4 separate regions of the Homo sapiens genome follow, and regions 2, 3 and 4 are each linked to region 1. Evidence: chromatin loops called from intact Hi-C (ENCODE). Cell type or tissue: HepG2. All regions are shown on one strand. Region 1 holds the start of LOC105370444 (a long non-coding RNA gene). Region 2 overlaps LOC102724945 (a long non-coding RNA gene). Region 3 has its middle 110 kb from the start of EGLN3. Region 4 has its middle 140 kb from the start of SPTSSA.

The links. Peaks named below come from ENCODE experiments on the same cell type or tissue, not always from the same donor. Only the 100,000 strongest peaks of a DNase experiment are listed, where the experiment ranks them.
Region 2: a loop joins it to region 1, with 6 times the contacts of the local background. A loop is called at or near these places in 6 of 110 quality-filtered maps.
Region 3: it touches region 1 in a loop (13-fold over the local background); 101 of 110 quality-filtered maps call a loop at or near these places.
Region 4: it touches region 1 in a loop (11-fold over the local background); 3 of 110 quality-filtered maps call a loop at or near these places.

What each region holds. Positions count from the first base shown.
Region 1 is chr14:34,096,634-34,101,633 of GRCh38, forward strand. All of the region lies in intron 4 of LOC102724945 (a long non-coding RNA gene), which reads right to left. LOC105370444 (a long non-coding RNA gene) reads right to left here and starts at 2,399. Exons shown (of 2, transcript XR_943735.2): 1 at 1,749-2,399. In HepG2, a CTCF peak has its summit at 2,251 (motif pointing left); a DNase peak (open chromatin) is centred at 2,228; H3K27me3 peaks cover 2,805 bases.
Region 2 is chr14:34,020,992-34,025,991 of GRCh38, forward strand. The region is part of intron 5 of LOC102724945 (a long non-coding RNA gene); the gene reads right to left. Among named protein-coding and RNA genes, the nearest start is that of EGLN3-AS1, 16 kb to the right of the region's middle. In HepG2, a CTCF peak has its summit at 3,033; DNase peaks (open chromatin) are centred at 3,020 and 3,390; H3K4me3 peaks cover 1,292 bases.
Region 3 is chr14:33,837,044-33,842,043 of GRCh38, forward strand. No RefSeq gene overlaps it. Among named protein-coding and RNA genes, the nearest start is that of EGLN3, 110 kb to the right of the region's middle. RefSeq lists a silencer at 2,560-2,854. In HepG2, a CTCF peak has its summit at 2,760 (motif pointing right); a DNase peak (open chromatin) is centred at 2,768; H3K27me3 peaks cover 1,366 bases.
Region 4 is chr14:34,321,977-34,326,976 of GRCh38, forward strand. No RefSeq gene overlaps it. Among named protein-coding and RNA genes, the nearest start is that of SPTSSA, 140 kb to the right of the region's middle. In HepG2, CTCF peaks have their summits at 1,162 (motif pointing left) and 2,568 (motif pointing left); DNase peaks (open chromatin) are centred at 1,155 and 2,575.

The sequences.
Region 1 (5,000 bases):
ATGGCACTCACAGATCCACACAACTCCCCTTGGTCCATGCTGAGTGTGTCTAAGGTAAGCTCCTCCCTGACCCACACTCTCTCTGTTGATGTCTAAACTCCATAATCTTATGGCTTCCACTAAGATTCTCCTTGACAGAGAGCTCAGGCAAAGATGTCATTGGGCCATCTTTTGCCTCTAGGTATGGGTTTTCTTTCCTTCCCTTTAAAAAAAAAAATGGATTTTTTCCCCAGAGAAGATCTTATGACAAAAGCAATCTGATGGGAAAATCCAGTGGAAGCTTCTTCGGGAGCCTGCTTAGCTTTTCCAGAACATTTTCCTTTGCTTTAGCTATAGCTGGTTTATTGAAGCTCTTTCCTAGTAGTCTCTCACTTGTGTCTAACCTTGCCCAGTACACAGGACTGTGCCAAGACCTGTTGGAGATCAGAAATTTAAAAGGACTAGGTGGATACATAATCTATGCCATCAAACAGCTCACAGAGTGTGGGGAATCCTGCTGGGCCACTACTCAGAGTGGGCCCAGCGATCATCAGCACCTCACCAGTGTGAGATTTGCAAACTAAAAGGGTTATAGCTCAAGAAACTACACTTCTCAGTCTGATGGGGAAAAGATGCTCATTATAGTATCAGAAGGACAGACTTAGCCATGGGCAGGGGAGGAGAGAAACAAGAAGATTCCTAAACCCATTCTCTTTCTTCCAAGTCAGACATGCCCCTTGGTTCATCTGAAGGCTGTAATCCCCCCAAAGATGTCATTAAAGCAGCCCCAAGGGAGAAAAATTAGGAAGGGAGCAAGTATAGAGGCTACATTATACTCTGCAAAGCATGGACATAATAATTTCTCCAATGGTGAATTAGAATGATAATGTCTGTCTCCAAACTACAGCTATTTCCAAATTTAAATATTAATCACCTCTTCTCTCCCTTGTAGGCACAGCAAGGGAGGCTGGGTGCTGCCAAAGGGTTGTGAAATGGTAGACCCTCAGGCAAAGGTGAAACATTATTGCAACCCACACTCACACCTGCATAGTCTCACACACACAGAGCACATACACACTTATTGCTTGCACTTGTCCAGAGAGACAAATGGCCCAATTGCCAGCAACCGGTGCCTCAGTCCAGCTCCCTGCTGGCTGCATTTCCAGACAGCCAAAGCCCCTGCCCAGTATTAGCCATGTGCTCACTTCCTCCGGCATTCCCATCCCCAGCTCACGAAGGTGGCTAAGACAGTCTGGGGTCGCCTGCGTAGGGATGAGGGATGAAGGCCACGGTTCCCATTAGGTACTCAATAGCTGTCAATTAGTAGACAAATACGTGAATGAATGGGACCATTGGGCGGTTTGACTATCATTAGGGCAGAGTCCACACACTCTGTCTTAGGGCCTTCGTTGCCCACAGAAAAGGCCTCAGACAGGCAACCCAGATGAAACACAGAATCTCTCCTCACTGGGAAATTACCCTCCCACACCCACCTACCCCTTTCCCTGTCATCCCTCAACCTGGTGAAAGCTCCAGCCAGCCCAGACAGTGTCACACCCACTCCAGCTCCCTTCCTAGTCATTTATTCACTCATTCAACAAACATTTACAGGCAGCTACTGTGTGTCAGCCACTGTGCCAGCCCTGGAAATACAGGAATGCCACACAGCCTGCTTGTCGGGCCCTGCTGGGGAGAGGGTAGAAGCTGTCCCCATCCTTTCATGCCAGGTGTGCTCCACACAAGACCATCTCTTCAGAGAACCATGGTACCTGTATTTCGTCCTTCTGAACCCTCACCCTGGTGCAGAAGCAGTGGCTCAGAAAATCTGTCCTTTCACTTGCATTGTAGGATTTTTCTTTTTCAAAGCAGCAGCAGTCGCAAGCAGCCTTACCTTCCAAGAAGACTTTGACTCAGGCTACTATTCACATGTATTTGCATTTCCTTTGTACACATGGTTGGGAAGCTGATGGGGAAGAGTTTTGCCAGGGGATGAAAATGCTTTCTGGGCCAGTCCTCAAAGTACTATCGCAATTGCCAATGTGAAATCAAGAAGCAACTTGTTTAGCTCATATCTAGGTAAAATCTGGGGTTACTCCCACCCTGGTTCTTGTTGTCGACAGCCTCACAGCTCCTTGTCTGGCCTGTGTATCTGTTCAAGTCACGTGGGGGTAAGCTGTATTTTGTCCTGGTCTTCCATGCACTGGAAATTTTCTTTCTCCTCTAATTCTTCAGGTTTTGGTCATTTTTAGAGAGCTCTACGGGCACCCTCTGGTGGCTGGCTGAAAATTTGACCTGCAAAAATTGCAGTTTCGTAGGAATAGCTTTATTTTGTAGTCAGCCTCTTTGGTTGGATGTTGGAAATTGTAAGTTTATTTGCTGTAGTTGGTACCACACCTTTCATCACATGATAGATTGAGACTGAACAGTCACTTTGACCTTTCAGGAGGAATGGTACCTTCTAGAAAGGACAGAACTGAGAAACAGAGTGTCTCAGTGGGTTGCAGTTTTTCCAGGTCAGGCTGAGTGAACAGGCTCAGGGCTGCCCTTCTCTGGGCTCTCAAAGGACTCATTTCTGAAGGAAAACCCACTGCATGCCTGGACCAGGCCAGGCTCCCTGGATAGTTGCTGAGGTAGAACTATGCCAATAGCCCCCCATTTTTTTTTTGGTTAAAAAAAATGACCTAAGTTAGGCCAAATAAAAATCTAAGGGAGGGCAGTGAGGTAAAGAGGAATGGAAGCATCTGGGGAGAAGGGTAAATTTTGCAGGCCTAACACATGACCTTCCTTCTAGATTCCTGCTCTAACACTGGCCCAAGGGGCAACCATTCCTGAGAATCTTCCTGGTCTCTAAAGAAGCACTGGGACAGGTTAGGGGATAGCAAGGGAGAGAGGAAGGAAGAGAGGCCCCAGGAAGGAGAACTATCCACCTGAGGATGAAGCCACCCCTTGCTCTTTCCATGGCCCCCAGGCCCTAAAACCACAGGTTCTGATGAGCATGATTGCTCTGTCAACACAGTGAACACTACCACCTGCTTTTCCCTAACTCCCTCTTTAAGGATTTAGTCTCAGGAGACTCCCCGAAGTCTGTTGATGTTGCCTTCATTTTGCAAAAAGAGGACTAAGGGGGTTAAGCACTAGAGACTTCACCCAGCCTGCCAGTGCCAGGGCCAGGATCGGAGTTCTCTGTCCTGCCCACAGTTCTCTGAAAGATCTCCCTGCAGCTGCTGCGGCTCAGCCACACCCCACTCCTGCACTTTGTCTATCAGAGCAAGCCAAGCTCCAACAGGCAAATCACGATGAGGCCTTTGTAGGACAAGGTCTTAAGGAAGGGTACCCTTGAGGCACGGGGGAGTAGCAATGTCCCAAGTGGGTTCCAGAAGCTGAAAAGACAACCAGGTTGGCTCAGATTTCAGACTCTGTGGTTTATGCCTTAGGTGTATCATTTAGTTGGAAAAAAAGAGGCACTGTCTACCAGGAGCAGCCTTCTTTATTGATACCATTTTTCTTGTGCTTGCTTTCACAGCCAGGCCCCAGGGCAGAAGGGAAGCCCCATTTCCCGTGGGCCATCAGTCACCCAACAATGGCAGTGTGCTGCCAGGCTGGGTCTGAGAGCGCCACTGGGGAGACAATGTCTTTGGTAGGCAGCCTAGAAGCTAAGGTGTGATTGGGGCAGAGCGCAAAACGGACACCAATGTGATCACACCTGTGGGAATGGACCAAACTTCACTACCCACAGTGTCATCAACCAAGAGACAGGGCAGTTCTGAGATGTGTTGAATATGAACTGGGCAGAGCTCTGTCACAAGCATATGAGTTTCCCCCTCTTGTCTCCGCTTCCAGCAGAAGGAAAATGTTATTGCCTGATTATTATATGCCACACAATCACACCAAGATGTACAAGGCCTTGTGCTAATCACAGCTAACAGAGTGCTTGCTAAATATCGGTGCCATTCTAAACCCTTTACATAGATTGACTCACTAATCTTTGTGATGACCAAAATGAAGGAAGTATGCTATTATTCCCATGAAAGAGGACAATGAGACAGAGAAACTAAATAACTTGCCCTACATCATGCACACAGTAAGTGGTGGAGCCAGGATTCAAACCCTGGCCATCTGGCTCCAGAGCCTGTGCTCTTAGACACTTCATCCTGCTGTTTCTCTAGGTATGTAGTATAAGCTCATGTATCCTTAAAAGCTGCACCTAATATGCACTATTATTATCACCATTTTACTGATAAGAAAACTAAGTCATAGAGGAATTAAACAAAATTATACAGCTGGCAAGAGGCAGAGCCAGAATTTGAATCCACGCAGCTGGACCCCTGAATCCCAGCTGTAATCATGGTACTCTCTATCACCTCCCTTTAACAGGGCAGTTTTCGAAAGCTCTCTCACTAGATTTGACAAAATTCCTACTGGACATTGGGGACACTACTCTGGCTTTGTGACTGGCCCCAGAGCCCAGCGAGCAGCCTGCCTGCTCTCCTAGAAGCAGATTGAAGGGGCTTCTCCCTCTCTGCCACTGTTCCCCTGTTCCATGGATCCCTTCAGGTGCTAGTGGATTCATTGCCACCAGCCTCTGACAAGCAAGGCAACAGCAGTCTTGATTCTGCCCAGGTCACCTAGGTTTGTCTATCTGGAGCTTCTAGCCCCAGGAAAGAGTCCCTTTTCCTTAGCTAGATTACTCCAATTTCCTTAGAAGTATAAGTATTTGTTTTATGGGCCATAAAGGCAGAGGGTGATCTTCCACTGTGTATCAGGCCCCCAGACCCCCCAACAGACTGACTGCTCAGGAAATTGGGGAGTTCATGGCCCACGGCTGGCATTCACAGGGCATTATCCCATCTGAGAGCTTACTTCTTTAAGTAATGGCTTTGGTAAATTTTTCTCCTTTCTGCCTTATTGATCACGTACCCGGAGTCCTTGTAAAATAGGCTCTGGCCTTTGTCTTAGAAATTTTTTGTTCTTGCTCTATTGGGCAGTTGGGCAGTTGAACTTTATCAACTGGGTTCAACTCC
Region 2 (5,000 bases), 76 kb before region 1:
CTGATACATAGTAGGCATTCAATCTGAATTAAATGAATAAAAGTCAAACAGGGAGAAAACAACATACTAACAAAATCAGCGAGACAAGAGGCCCAGAGAAGCAACAAAATCCCACCCACCCTTCACAAGGGCATACACAAAGAGAAGAGCAATGAGAGCTACTTGAGATTGTGGTGACACATCCAGTAGGCTGCTGAAGAAGTTGAATGTCACCCATGAACAGGTGTGAAAGCCAGTCCTTTCTCCCTGCAGCCTGCCACTTCTCTTTGCAGGTGACCTTGCCTTGCTATTTCCCCTTGGCTCTGGCCCTACTGGTCAAGGCGACGAACAACTCTAGAGGCTGGATGTGTTATCTGGGGCGAGTCTCAGGCTCATGCCCAGGGAATACATATATGGCTGGGGTATGTACCTATTATCCCATACATAATTAGATATGTATTGGAGGTCCTTGTTGTTTTTTGCTGAGTTTTAATGGAGAAGGGAGAGGAATGGGTTTTACAGGCAAAATTCTCCATGAATGAACAATGTCGCCTCTGAATGGGCCACACGCTTGAATTAATATATCTAGCTGCACAGCCTCCCAAAGATACACTATGAAGTTTCATCACCTCATTATACAAGCCTTTATCAAGCAAGAAGGAGGGGTTGTAAACTCTATACCAAACCAGAGTTTCAAGAAAATCTTACATCTTTTTACTCCGATGCTTTTCAAAGAAAATTTGTGTCTTTGTAAACACTCCTGGTGGTTGTGTCTGTAAACATAATTTTTAAAGCAATCTTTTAGATTAGACATGGATAAACAGTGCCAGAAATGGTATATAATGTTTTAAGTTCTAACGTTAGCATTCATTTTAGTATTTCCACTTCTAGGAACAGACATTCTTGAAAAGTTTTCTTCATTTTTTAAATTGGGAATCAAAAATTTTAGAGCTAGCAAGGGTCTCGTCAGTTATCTAGTCCAACGTACACAGCCTAGACTTTCTCCTGCGGCACAGAAGTAGAAAGAAACAAGTTCACCAACCTTTGTACTGTCATGAATCTAATAAACAGGATTTGGCCAGGCGCAGTGGCTCACGCCTGTAATTCCAGCACTTTGGGAGGCCGAGGCAGGTAGATCACCTGAGGTCAGGAGTTTGAGACCAGCTTGGTCAACATGGTGAAGCCCCGTCTCTACTAAAAACAGAAAAAATTAGCCAGGCGTGGTGGCGGGCACCTGTAATCCCAGCTATTCAGGAGGCTGAGGCAGGGGAATCACTTGAACCTGGGAGGCAGAGGTTGCAATGAGCAGAGATCATGCCGCTGCACGCCAGCCTGGGCAACAAGACCAAAACTCCATCTCAAAAAATAATAATAATAATAAACAGGATTTGATTACAGATTAATGAAAGGTAGTATTTTCCAAAATGCATTTCATATAAAACTAGAAATTTCTGAGATAATATTTTTAAAGATTATGTAATCAAGTAAGTTTTACAACTACAAGGCTAAACAAAATTTTTAAAGCTCTTTTGATTTATTTAAAACTGTCAGACTTCTCAGAACCTTTAAGACATTAATGTGTACACCATGAATATCCATGAAAAAGGTAAAGCATGCAATGGAAAGGGCCCCCAAACTCCCTTTTTTAATAGATCAAAGTTCAGGAAAACTGGCTACAAGGTGTTCAGCTCTAATATGTAATTGCAATTTGTGGTAGCTATTAGCTTCTAACCATAGACATAGAATGTAAATTTGTCCTTGAGCTTCCTAGTAGCCAACGCAAAGATGTGATACATTAATAGATTAAAAGTTCATGGTGTTCATCCAATGAAAACAAACCGGTTATGTATATAACTATGATTTGGTAATCAAAATAATATTAATAATACTTTTCTAAAATAACAGAAAAAATTTAAAGAAAAAAACAGTTGTTCCAGAAACAATAACTATTTTCAATACTGCTCCTCAAGGGTGTTCATAAAGAGGATCAGGATGGCAACCTTAGCAACACCCCTCTTCAGTGCATAAAATAATCAGTTTGCAGACAGTCTGATTCTTTTCTGGCATATTGCCACAGGGCAATTCAGTGGAAACAGGTGTACAAGAAGTCACTCCAGCTGCCACATGTTCATAGCTCTTAGTTGTCTAACTTAACCCAAGATTCTAGGCCCACTCTGCCACTAACCAGTCATGCCTGTCTCTAAGGATGAATCATTTGCCTACTGTGGAGTTGAACTAGATGTTCCCTGAAATTCTGTTGCACAGTTCTAGAAGTCTAGAGGATCTATTTCTTTTTTTTTTCCAGAAAAAAAAATTCAAGCTTCCAGTGTCCTTTAAAAGTATAAATCGAACCCTGTATGTATATGTGACTTAAGTAGTCACACTCATAGGGGATATGTTTAACACATCACTACATTTTTTTTTTCTTTTTTTTTTTTAGAGAGATGGAGTCTCACTATATTGTCCAGGCTGGCCTCAAACTCCTGGGCTCAAGCCACCCTCCCGCCTCAGCCTCCCAAAGTGCTAGGATTACAGGCATGAGCCACTGTGCCCAAACGCATCATTATAACCTTGAGTACATTGTCAAAAATTTGGAAAAACTAAAAGAAAAAGAGAGAAACTAAGAACAGAAGTAGGAGAGCCCCCAAAATAATTCTATCCTCTTCAGCATTTTGCTTTAAATCAACCTTAGTTTCTTTAGGAGGCTTTATTAATAATAATAACAGAAATAATTATCATAATTTGCTTTAAATCAGCCTATAGTTTCTTAGAGGATAGCAATAATGGTGACAGAAGCAGCAGCAAGCACCTATCTGGGGCTTCTTATGTATCACATCCTATTGTAAGCATTATATATAATTACACCTTTAATTCTCACAATAACACAGAAAGGTAGATACTATTCCTACCCTATTTCACAGATGAGGAAGTTGTGATTCTGAGGAGGTGAATAACTTGTCTAAAGTCATGTAACTGGGAGCAGCAGATCAGGAATTCAAGCCGGATCCAGAGTCTGAGGTTTAACTAGCACACGCTGCTGCCTCCCGGTGAGTTCCTGCGGTAGGTGACTGCTTGCTGCTGGTGTAAGAGGTGCCCGCTCTCCAGCTAGACCTTAGATATTAGAGAAAGCACCTCCTCTCAGAATAAGACTTTGTTGAAAAATAAAGGCGGACTTTCTAAGAAGAGCAGTTCCATAAATGCAGAGAATAATAAATATTTTAATGGTTGATGATTATTATTCCAATAATATTAATAATACAAGAGAAAACAATTCCGCAGTTCTGTTGAAAAATTAAAGGTAGCTTCCACCACAACAATACAGTAGTTATTAACTCTTTGGCAAAGCTTGAACCAACAGACCGCACCGAAAGTCAACAGACTTCCGATTGCAAGGTGAAGGGAACAAACTTCACAGGGAGCAAACTGTTGGGGAACAAAGGAAACCTTTGTTTCACTCTCAGATGTGCAACTGATGTGCAACTTGTGCACAGACACCGGGGTGCCCACGCTGTCTTTCCTCCAGGTTAACACAAGACACTAGTCTTTTCTCCAACACCTCCCCTTTCCTTCCAGCCCTTCTCCCTTCTCTTCTCCTCCCCTCTCCTTCCCGGTCAGCATGTTCTTTCCTATTCAGGGACATAGGAGAGGGGTCTATTTGATAGTCTAGCACCATTCTAACATAGAATCACATGTTGTAACCACACATTCAGGACACATGTTTCATACTTCTAAAACCCTTCATTAGAGGATCTCAAAGCACTCTTCAAACAGTAATTAATCATCTCCTCCTATGAATGTTTTCCTCCTAAAAGCTAGAAGTAGAAACACAACAATTATATGACTTACTCCTCAAACTACTACCAGCATATTCATTGAAATAATTCCTAAGCCACCTCCCCAACACACACACCCACACTCACATGTACACCCACATGCAGAGAGTAGAGGAAGGGGGAGAGAGAAACAAAGAAAATTTTTTAAATGGTGGCAAGGCCGTGAAATTCTTCACTCCTATCTTCACAGCAGAGGTGGGGCCCAGGTCATCTGTACACCGTAAGTGTCAATAAGGACCTAAAGTTTTCTGGCACACCATTAATAGGATGAGTGGGAATCTACTTCCATTTGTGAAGTTGCCTGTCTTCTCATATTAACCCCTCTTCTCTAAGCCATCCACACCCTGACTAGTAGAGACTTCTTAGACAAACCAGGCTTTTCTCATCTCCTACTCCATTGTGTAGTCCTGAAGTGCTGAGCATCTCCCATAAAGAACTATGCATTTCAGAACTGGGTAAATTGGTTCTTCAAAGTGGGTTATTTTCAAAATTAATGAAACATGTTTGGCCCATTAGAGTGAGCTACAAAATCTAGGAAATTTTCTTTTTCTTTTTCTTTTTCTTTTTGAGATGGAGTTTCACTCTTATCACCCAGGCTGGAATGCAATGGCGCAATCTCAGCTCAACCTCCACCTCCTGGGTTCAAGTGATTTTCCTGCCTCAGCCTCCCTAGTAGCTGGGATTACAGGTGCCCGCCACCATACCCAGCTAATGTTTGTATTTTTAGTAGAGACGGGGTTTCATCATGTTGGCCAGGCTTGTCTCGAACTCCTAACCTCAGGTAATCCACCTGCCTTAGCCTCCCAAAGTGCTAGGTTACAGGCATGAGCCACCATGCTCAGCCAGCAAATTTTCTTAATGAGTATGGACAATCTACATCTTCAGCTAACTTTTGCTTACCTTGTGCTACCTCCCTTTGGTTTCTCTCCTACCTGGAGTGCTGAATCAAAACAAGACCATGGAGAAACCTGGGAGCTGCTGTTCCCTGAATATTCTTCCCTGTGGCCTCCTCCTCAGGGTCCTTTCTCCAGTTCCAACATCTAGCCCTAATGGCCCAGCCTGGCCACAGGGGCAATCTCAGGCCATTTCAAGTTGGTCCCTAAGGGAAGAAGCTGTGTTTCATTCCAAGGCAGACTGTAAGGGTCATGAACCCCTTGAGGCCCATGACTTCACATCACCCATCATCCA
Region 3 (5,000 bases), 260 kb before region 1:
CAACTAAGAGGAGGTACTGACTGTGACGTAAAGACCACATTCCTGAAGCAGCAGCTCCAGGGATACCCGAGCTATAGAGCTGGCATAGCAACAACGTCTTTCCAGACTATCAGTGAAAAAAGTAGTTGTCCTCGAGGATAGCCCAGTTTTTATGAATGTGGATCAGATGGGCCTGGGTTTGAATCCTAGTGCTATTACTTAGTGACCACATGATCCCTGTCAAGTCGCTTATGTGCTATATGCCTCAGCTTCTCGCTTTTGTGCTATATGCCTCAGCTGATAAGATGGGGGTAATAAGCGTTGCACTGTGTCACAGTTACTATTGTGAGGATCATATTGGATCTATGGCCTGTGATGTAATCAGCACGACACCTGGCATGTAATAAATGCTCAGTAAGTATTGTTCTTGCTGTTAAACTCTGTTGATCTGGGAGCAAGTAGCCCCAGGCATAATATTCCCCAACTTTGCCCTCCTGGCTCACTTAAATGTAACCAGACTGGGTTCTTTGATTTTAACTTGTGAGAGAGAAAAGAATTTTTTCCCTAAAGTTTCTGAAACTTAAACATTAAAATACTCACTTGAGGAGGAATGGGGTGATTTGCTCAAAAAGTACAAAGTTTCAGGTAGACAGGATGAATTACTATTGTACAGTCACCATGCTGTCCAATAATCTTCAGATTAGTTATTCAGATTATATATTTAATAAGTGTATTAAACACTTGAAAATTGCTAACAGATCTTAAATGTTCTCACCCCAAAAAATACTATGTGAGATGATAGATATGTTAATTAGCTTGTCTGTGGCAATATTTCACAATGTATACATATATTAAAACATTATGTTGTACACTACAAATATATACAATTAGTCAATTATACCTCAATAAAACTGAAAAAATAGTCACTTGAGGCAAGAGCTATGGAAATGTATCTGCCCCCAGATTCGGGTCTCCTAAGTAGTTTTTTTGGGGGATCAAATTCCATAGAAGCATACTGGCAACTCGACCTAGAGGAAAGCCTGGGCTTTTTTTCTACATTTGTGTAACTGATGTCTGAAGAACGTCAGAACAAACAATCAGGAACATTATAGGAACTGCCTTCCTGAAACTGCAGCAAGCCAGATCAAGTAATGAGCTCATTTGGAAACCCTAGAGACACAGTTTCAAGAAGAGAAGCATACAGAGACTAAAGGGGCCATTTTTAAGTAAAAGATAAATAACATTTTTAAGAAAATTGTTTATTTGGAAAGACTTCAAGCCTACAGTCAGTTAGTAAGATGCTAATTGTTTCTTCTGTAATAATTCCCTTAACCCTAAACTATGGTCAAGACCTTTAAAGAAAGCTTCTGCATTAAGTCAGACTCCATTTCATAAACACACGTACTAGCTCTTTTGACAAAGAATCTGGCAGGAAGTCATGAGCTCTGTTTCCCAGCTGAGGTCAAAAGTCACCAGATATGAAGCAGATTATAGAGAACAAAGGTAAGTCCCAAATTAAATTCTATCCATAGCTTGACTCCTAGAGGTCAAACCTCTAGAGCAGGTCTTAAAATTTAGTGTGCCTAGGAAATGACTTGAGATGCTTGAATTTGGGAGCCATATGTTCAGGGTTTCTTGCTTTGCTTTGCTTTGCTTTGCTTTTCTCTTTTTTTGAGTCGGGGTCTCACTTTGTCACCCAGGCTGAAGTGCAGTGGTGCAGTCATGGCTCACTGCAGCCTCAATCTTCCAGGCTAAGGTGAACCTCCCACCTCAGCCGCACAAGTAGCTGGAACCACACGCATGCGCCACCATGCCTGGCTAATTTTTGTATTTTTGGTAGAGGTACAGTTTTGTCATGTTGCCTAGGCTAGTCTCAAACTCCTGAGCTCAAGCGAACCGCCAGCCTAGGCCTCCCAAAGTGCTGAGATTAAAGGCGTGAGCCACTGCGCCGAGCCAGTTTTTTTCTATTGATTCATAATAATTGTACATATTTATGGGGTACACAGTGGTGTTTTGATACAATGTACAGTGATCAGATCAGGGCAATTAGCATATCCATCATCTCAAACATTTTTCATTTCTTTGTGTTAGGACACATTTCATTCTTATTCATTCAGCAAAGATTTATTGAATGGCTTATGTGTTGGGTGTGGGGATACCAACAAGACCCCTATCTTCACCAAAGCTTATTGTCCAATGGGGCACATGAACAATAATCAGACAATTACAATGCAACACCGGCTAAACGCAACACTGTCATCAGAGACGATTCTCACTTACTCTTCAAAGATCTTCCCAGAAATCAGGGAGTTAAGCCAAAGAAACATGAGAACCAACATCTGTTGGACAATCGTGAGGTGCCAGGCCATTTGTACACACTTGCCCATTTAATCCCCAGGCAGGTAATGTTATCCCCCTTTCCCAGGGGAAGAAACTGTCCGCGTACAAAGGTGGGCTACTCTGGGCCTGGAGTCCAGGTCTTTCTGCCTCCAAAGCCCATGTTCAGATCCACGGGATCCGGCTCACAGTGATAACGACTGCATTCAAGGCTGTATGGCTATGAAATGGCACTGGAGTTTGGGTCACCTGGGTTTTCCAATTGATCATACATTACTGTAGAAGATGGAGAGAGAAACTAATGAATGAAAATAATACAGAAATGCACATAAGAAAATCCTTTGGACAGAGCCATTGTGAAGTGCAAGGAAACTCCCCTTCCACGGCCCTGCGTGGGGTTTCGTGGATACCCCTCGGGTCGAGGGAGATCTTGGCCACTAGAGGGCAGAGTGTACATTGAACAATCACAGCAAAAATCCCAAAGCCCGTTATGAGAAAGAGACCTAATGCTGCATGCTTCATTAACTATTCCAGTGCTGGTAAATATCTGCTGCCCTCCTGTGCAGACAAGGAGCAGATAAAAAATTTTAATGCTAGAATATGACACCTAATCACTGCATTTCGGAACACAATGTGGGGGAGGACTCTTCTGATTGTCTCCATCCATTTCCAGTATTCTTAGAATTATAAGCTGCACACAGTTCAATTAACCCTAAGATTGACGAGGAAAGCCTTCTCCAGTATACTATAAACTTTCCCAATAGCATGAAGCACACAGTGAGTTTAAAAAAGTAAAGAGTTGGCCCTTATTGCCGATGTAACAGCAATAGCCAGACAATAGCCACAGTAATAGCAATAACAGGGAGTTTGGAATGGGCATAGGGTTCATTCCTGGGTCTATTTCTTACCAACTGTCACTTTTTGGGCCAAATTATTTAACCTCTATGAACCCCAGTTTCCTCAGGTATAAATAAAACCTACCCAATAAGTTTGTTGTGAGGCTTAAATTATTAAATACAAATTCTTAGCATAGTCATCAGTCGCTACTGGTAGCTGCTTCATTATGATAATTCATTATTAATAGTAATAGAGTTTTAGCTCCACATTGATATCACAGACATTAAAGCCTCTCCAAAGGCTGTCTTGCCTTCCTGTTGTCACAAAGCCCCTGCACCGTACTCATCATCTCCTCTTTCTTGTTGTAAATGAAGACATTTCCCTCCTCATCAGACAAAGGCCAGTTCTTCCATCTGCAGCCTGGAGGCTCCATCTTCCCACCTTCTTGGGAACTTGACGCTTTCAGTCATCATTTGTCATGTGTGGCTCCTGAGTCTTTACCTTCTCCCTCTTCCTTGCCTCCTTCCATTCTCACATTTAAACATGTTCTAGTCTCTTCTATCTTAAAAGCAAAAACAAGTAAACAAACCCTAACCTCTCCCACTCCCCACAGATGCCTTGAGCTACAGCCTCTATCTCTCCTCACTTTGCAATGAAACTTCTCAGCAGAGCTCCCTGCAAGCCAGTCCCGTTTCCTCCTGTCTACCCACTTCTTAGCTCATTCCAATGTCATTCCGTCTGCCTGCCCTCACAGTGCCTCACATGGCCACGCTACCTCCAGTCTAAGCTCTTCAGTTCTCTTCTTACTTGACCTCTTGGCAGCTTTGCCACAGGTGACCTTCTGAGAACACTGCTGTCCCTCAGGCCCAGGAACACCAAACTATTCCTCAGTGTCTGGGGCTGACTCTGCCATCTTGCCCTAGCCTATTGATGCTGGAATCTTCCAGGCTCTGTCTCAGGCCCTCTTCTTTTCTTATTCTACCCCCTTCTTAGGTGCTTTTGTCTATTCCCACAGATCCAGCTCCATCTCCAAACCCATGTTCCTGGATATCACCCCTGAATGTCTCGTAGGCACCTCAAGCTCGATATGAACCAAACTAAATTACCTCCTCACTTCCTGCACCTCCTCCTGCTGCACACACAGTGAACCCAGCTCTTCAGCAGTCTCTCACTGTGAAATTTGCATCCCCATGCAGCCAGGTATTTAAGTCAAATTTGGCAAACGCTCTTAATATTTTCATTTATTTTATTCCTCACATCAAATCAATTGTGATTCCTGTCCACTCTGTCTACTAGATTTTTCTTCAGATCTTTTCCTTTTTTTCTTCCCACTGTCCCCCACCATCAATCTAAGCTACCACCATCTTTTGCCTGCCCCTCTCCATTCCAGCAGAGAAATATTTCTAAATGTTGGTTTTACCCATGTCATATCCCACATTTAAAATCCTGCGCTAATATAGTTCTTTGGGTAAAATCCAGAATCCTCAAAGACTCCTAAACTTGTCATCTTTATCTGGCCCTGTGCTACCTCTCCAGCCTCGTCTCACACCACTCTTGCCTTTCCTTCTCAAAAACCCATGTTTGAAAGTGGGTAAACTAATTGAGGCTCTGTGGTGTGCCAGGCGGCATGGGGATTTCAAAACTGTATCAGTCACCATATCTGCCCGTATCAAGGAACTTACAGTCACGGGGGAAGAAGGACCCAGCTATGACGATTAGTATAAAGTAAAATGTGATAAATAGCATTAAAAATGTACACACGGGGGAGTTCAGAGGAGGAGGTGAGTGGAAATGCAATGCACGGGGAAGGCTGCAGAGATGTGATCTGTGCATGCACCATGTAAGAT
Region 4 (5,000 bases), 230 kb after region 1:
CTAAGAGCGGTACTGTCATGGCTCAAAACTCCTAATCCTGGGAACTGGGAAAAGGAGAAGCACAGAAGACCCAGGAAGCCATTCTTTTTTTTAATTTATACGTAATAGTTATTCATATCCAGAAAGCCACTCTTACTTTTTCTATTGCTCTCTGAGATCAAGAGACCTTCATTTGCTTTTCTTTCTAGATCCCTGCCTCACTTTTCTCTCTGAGAACAGATTTTCTCTACCCACTGATCCACAGATCATGCTTGCTTTTTTAGCCCCTGGATAACTTTTCAGATCAGCTCTCTACAAACAGTTGCTTCAGTTTCTCCAAATTCCTATGGCTACATAGAATACAATGTTTTAAAATATTAACTGTAGTTATCTAGAAGTAGCAGAAGTATAAATAATTTTGCTTTTTGTCCTATTCTATATCTGTTTCCAAATTTTCTACAGTTAACACGCAATGCATTTATAATCAGTAAAGGAAAAATCTGGCTGGACTAAATTTTCTCCACCTCATCCCAATCCTCCATCACCATCTTTATTTCTTCACCTCTCCCCTTCCTGGCAGATGACCTTAGGAAAGATATAGTATTTTTTTTTTTAAGAGATGGGGTCTCACTCTGTCACCCAGGCTGGAGTGCAGTGGTGCAATCATAGCTCGCTGCAGCCTTGAACTCCTGGGGTCAAGCGATTCTCCTGCCTCAGCCTTAGCCTCCCAAGTAGCTGGGATTACAGGCACATGCCACTGTGCCTGGCTAATTTTTTTTTATTTTCTGTAGAGACGAGTTTTTGCTATGCTGCCCAGGCTGGTCTTGAACTCCTAGCCTTAAGGGATCCTTTCACTTCAGCCTCCGAAAGTTCTGGGATTACAGGCATGAGCCACGTGAGGCCCAGCCTGGAAAGATGTAGTATTGTTAGAATAGCGCAGCTAAGTTAAGCAGTGAGGGGCAGTCACTGTGAGCAATGGAAAGTTTTATTGTCTTATTTATTATTTGCTATGAGGATCTGAAGAACCTGAAAAGGCATACATGAAGCATTCTCCCAGGACGAAGATGGGACCTCGGGAGGAGGACTGATGGTACCATGGGGCAGGAGAGGAAGAAAGGAGACCGACCAGGATAGACACCATATGTACTGTTGGGTGACTCTGGGGAGAAGGTCGAGTTTGGCGCCCCCTTGTGGACTTGGTGTATAATCACAACTATGTAATCTCCATATTCATCTACAAGCTATTACAGGTATCAATAAGGAATAGCCAATAAACAAAACCAAACCACAGTCTGAGCGATCATATAATAAGTAACAAGACAGAGGTTCAAAAAACAGTGCCAATGAAGAGATCTTTGATTTTCTCTTCGCCTGTGATCGTTTTCCTCCCTCTAGCCCAACCCTTATATAAGTATTTTAGAAACCAAGAAAAAAAATGCCAGCAACTCCTATAGATCTCTAATATAATACCGATATACAGACACATAATAATGGGATACTTTTCAAAACACTGCTAATCCTGTTAGCTCATATCGAGTCCCAGCCTGCACGATTGGGACACAAGACTATTGTCCTACCCTGTGTCATGCCAGGCTTCAAATAAGCATCATGATAAAGGAGAGAACCTTCCTCCGTCTTCTAGTAGAATGGCAAATAAACCAACCTGTACATGTCAAGTTCTTGTCTACTTTGTTTTTAACATTAATAAAGAAAAATTTGATAATTTTCCTGGTTGTGACATTACACTGCCTTGGCTCCAGAAATTCTTCCTTGTAGTTAACTTACGTCTCTCATGTAGTCATATAAGTCCATTTCTTCTTGTTCTATTCTTCCTTGTGGTGGAGATTAACAGCGGCTTATCATCTTCCCTAGAAATCCTTCCATTGTTAGAGCTTACCATGGCATTACCTATCCTTTTTTTTTCTTTTTTTTTTTTTTTTTTTTTTGAGACGGAATCTCCCTCTGTCGCCCAGGCTGCAGTGCAGTGGCGTGATCTCGGCTCACCGCAACCTCCGCCTCTCGGGTTCAAGCAGTACTCCTGTCTCAGCCTCCCGAGTAGCTGGGATTACAGGCCCGTGCCCCTACGCCCGGCTAATTTTTGTATTTTTGGTAGATACAGGGTTTCACCATGTTGGCCAGGCTGGTCTCGAACTCCTGACTTCAGGTGATCCGCCCGCCTCGGCCTCCCAAAGTGCTGGGATTACAGGCGTGAGCCACCGTGCCCCAGCCTACCTATCCATTCTTTAAACACCAAGTAATCCACTTTTATTTGACTTTACCTCATTCACTTCATTTTCCAGTTTCCATTAAATTTGTGGCTTCCCTGTGAGTCTACTCCATAGTTTTCTTGCTCTACTAAACCATGGAACTAAATCGTGTGCACCTCTGGGTGATTTCTCAGCATTACACTCTCCCTATTATAAATGAAAGAAACACCAAAATGTAAAGGTATTTCTTTGATGTGCTGGAATATATGGCTATACTGATGCATGCGATATAAATTCTTTTTCTTTTTTTTTTTTTTTTTAAAGTGCAGGACAGAGGGGTCCGTTTTTGAAAGTTATCGATACCTAGTAAAATGGCGCCATCTAGTGCCCTGAACTAGTAACAACATTTACAAGAGAAGGGTTGGAAGAAAACTGTAAATCAACAGTGCAAGATGACAACTCCCAAAACTAGCAGGGCCAAGGCAATTTAATAACAATAGGTCGTTTGACTCTGGGGACTATAACTCTTAGTCTATTGACTGAGCCATTGGAGCAGCTTAACAAATAACATAGCTTGTTTTCCAGAGAGAATGTGGCACTGTTCCGAAAGCAGAAGTTCCCACTGGAGGCTTGGGAGGACAAGGAGCAAAGTAAGCACCTGCTTCATGCCAGGCACTGCTCTAAGCATTTTACATTCATTTTTTCACTTAATCACCACATCTGCCTTATGAGGCTGGTATTATTATCCCCATTTTACAGATGAGAAACTGAGCTTTCAGAGAGGCCAAAATCTTACCCTTAGGTTACACAACGGAGTCAGGCCTGACTCCAAAACCCACATGCTTTGCACTACCTCCAGAGAGAGGATACATAGGGAATATGCAACTCCCTTTCTTTTTTTCCTTTTTTTTTTTTGAGACAGAGTCTTGCTCTGTCACCCAGACTGGAGTGCAGTGGCGTGATCTCGGATTACTGCAAACTCCACCTCCCAGGTTCAAGGGATTCTCCTGCCTCAGCCTCCCAAGTAGCTGGGACTAGGACTATAGGCGCATGCCACCACATCTGGCTAATTTTTATCTTTTCAGTAGAGACAGGATTTTACCATATTGGCCAGGTTGGTCTCAAACTCCTGGCCTCAGGTGATCCACCCACCTCGGAAAGGACTGGGATTACAGGCATGGACCACTGCGCCTGGCCCTCAACTCCCTTTCTTATCACTCTCCACAGGGAAGACCAGAGACATACTCTTAACACCACATCTCAGGGACTTGCCGCCACCAGAGAGCCCATGCTGCAATGTACAACTCTGCTGAAAGATGACGAAAAGGAAGTGTGCAAGTCCTGGAACACCAAGAGACTAACAGTGCTGGAACAAGGGCTGGGTAGCAAAAGAATTTCCTGCAGCTCTGTTTCAACATTATTTTTTGTCTTGCCATTATTTTTGTCTACCTTAAGTCAGAAGCTCCTAGGGACCAGAGGTTATATTCTTGATATGTCACAGTGCTAAATAAATATTGACCAACTGACTGAATTAAAAGCATAGTAAAAGTTCCTTGTTCACAGCTGTATCTCTTTTGCCATGACAAAGCTCCTGGCATTGACACAGATTAATCCAAAGAGGGAAGCCTGCATTCTTGGGAAAGAACACAGCTACTCAACTTGAACAAGAAAAAGATACCAGGGATTAAGTCCCTTTCAGACACAGGCTGACTACTGTCACTTAGCTAATGGAGTCACTCCCCAAGTTAACTAACCAGCACATGTCTTAAGAAAGGCATGGAATAGAGAGAAAGGGTCAAAAGCACCTTTCTTTTTTTTTTTTTTTTTTTTTTTTTTGAGACGGAGTCTCACTCTATCACCCAGGCTGGAGTGCAGTGGCGCAATCTCAGGTCACTGCAACCTCTGCCTCCAGGGCTCAAGGGATTCTCCTGCCTCAGCCTCCCAGATAGCTGGGACTACAGGCACATGCCACCACGCCTGGCTAATTTTTGTATTTTTTTTAGTACAGACAGGATTTCATCACGTTGGCCAGGTGGTCTCAAACTCCCAATCTCAAGTGGTCTGCCCGCCTCGGCCTCCCAAAGTGCTGGGATTACAGCCATGAGCCACCGCGCCCGGCCAAAAGTACCTATTTCTCTAAAAGTTAAACCTTGTGCAAAGAAGTAGAGGACTTGTAGGAGGTTACATTTTCATTCACGTAATTATTTTTAATTCAGCCATTAAGTTTATTAGGTAAATGAATCAATGAGGCAATTAGACAGGAAAAAAAAACAGCAATGATTTTACCAAAAAAAAAAAAAAAAGTAATGATGAGCTCCTGCTATAAAAGGATGAAAATACATGGAAAATAGAATTGAAAAAGAACAGAAAAATACAGTGGGTTTATTAAATCTTATGGGTAATTTTTGTTGTGGATTTGGTTTTTTTCCTAAAGGAACATCATTTGAACTATGAGTGCATCCAGGAAAAAATGTGTTGAGAATTTTATTCCAACTGGGAAGATAAGCCAAAATAAGAAAAGGGAATTTTATATTTCTTTTCACACACACACACACACACACACACACACACACACACACGGTTTTGACGCTTTGTAGGAAACTGTAGGATATTCTCAAAGAAAGGAAAACCTTAGCCTGTTACATACTCCAACTTAAAGAAATAAACTAGTATTCTTCAAGGCAGTTAATTGAGTATCTTAAGGCTTCCCAAGGAGTCAATAACATCTTCAAATAGAATCCAGGACACTTAGCTTCTAGGTTTGTCCTAGAATCTCTATACAGCAAAACTCATTATAGCTACGTGGGCCTTATT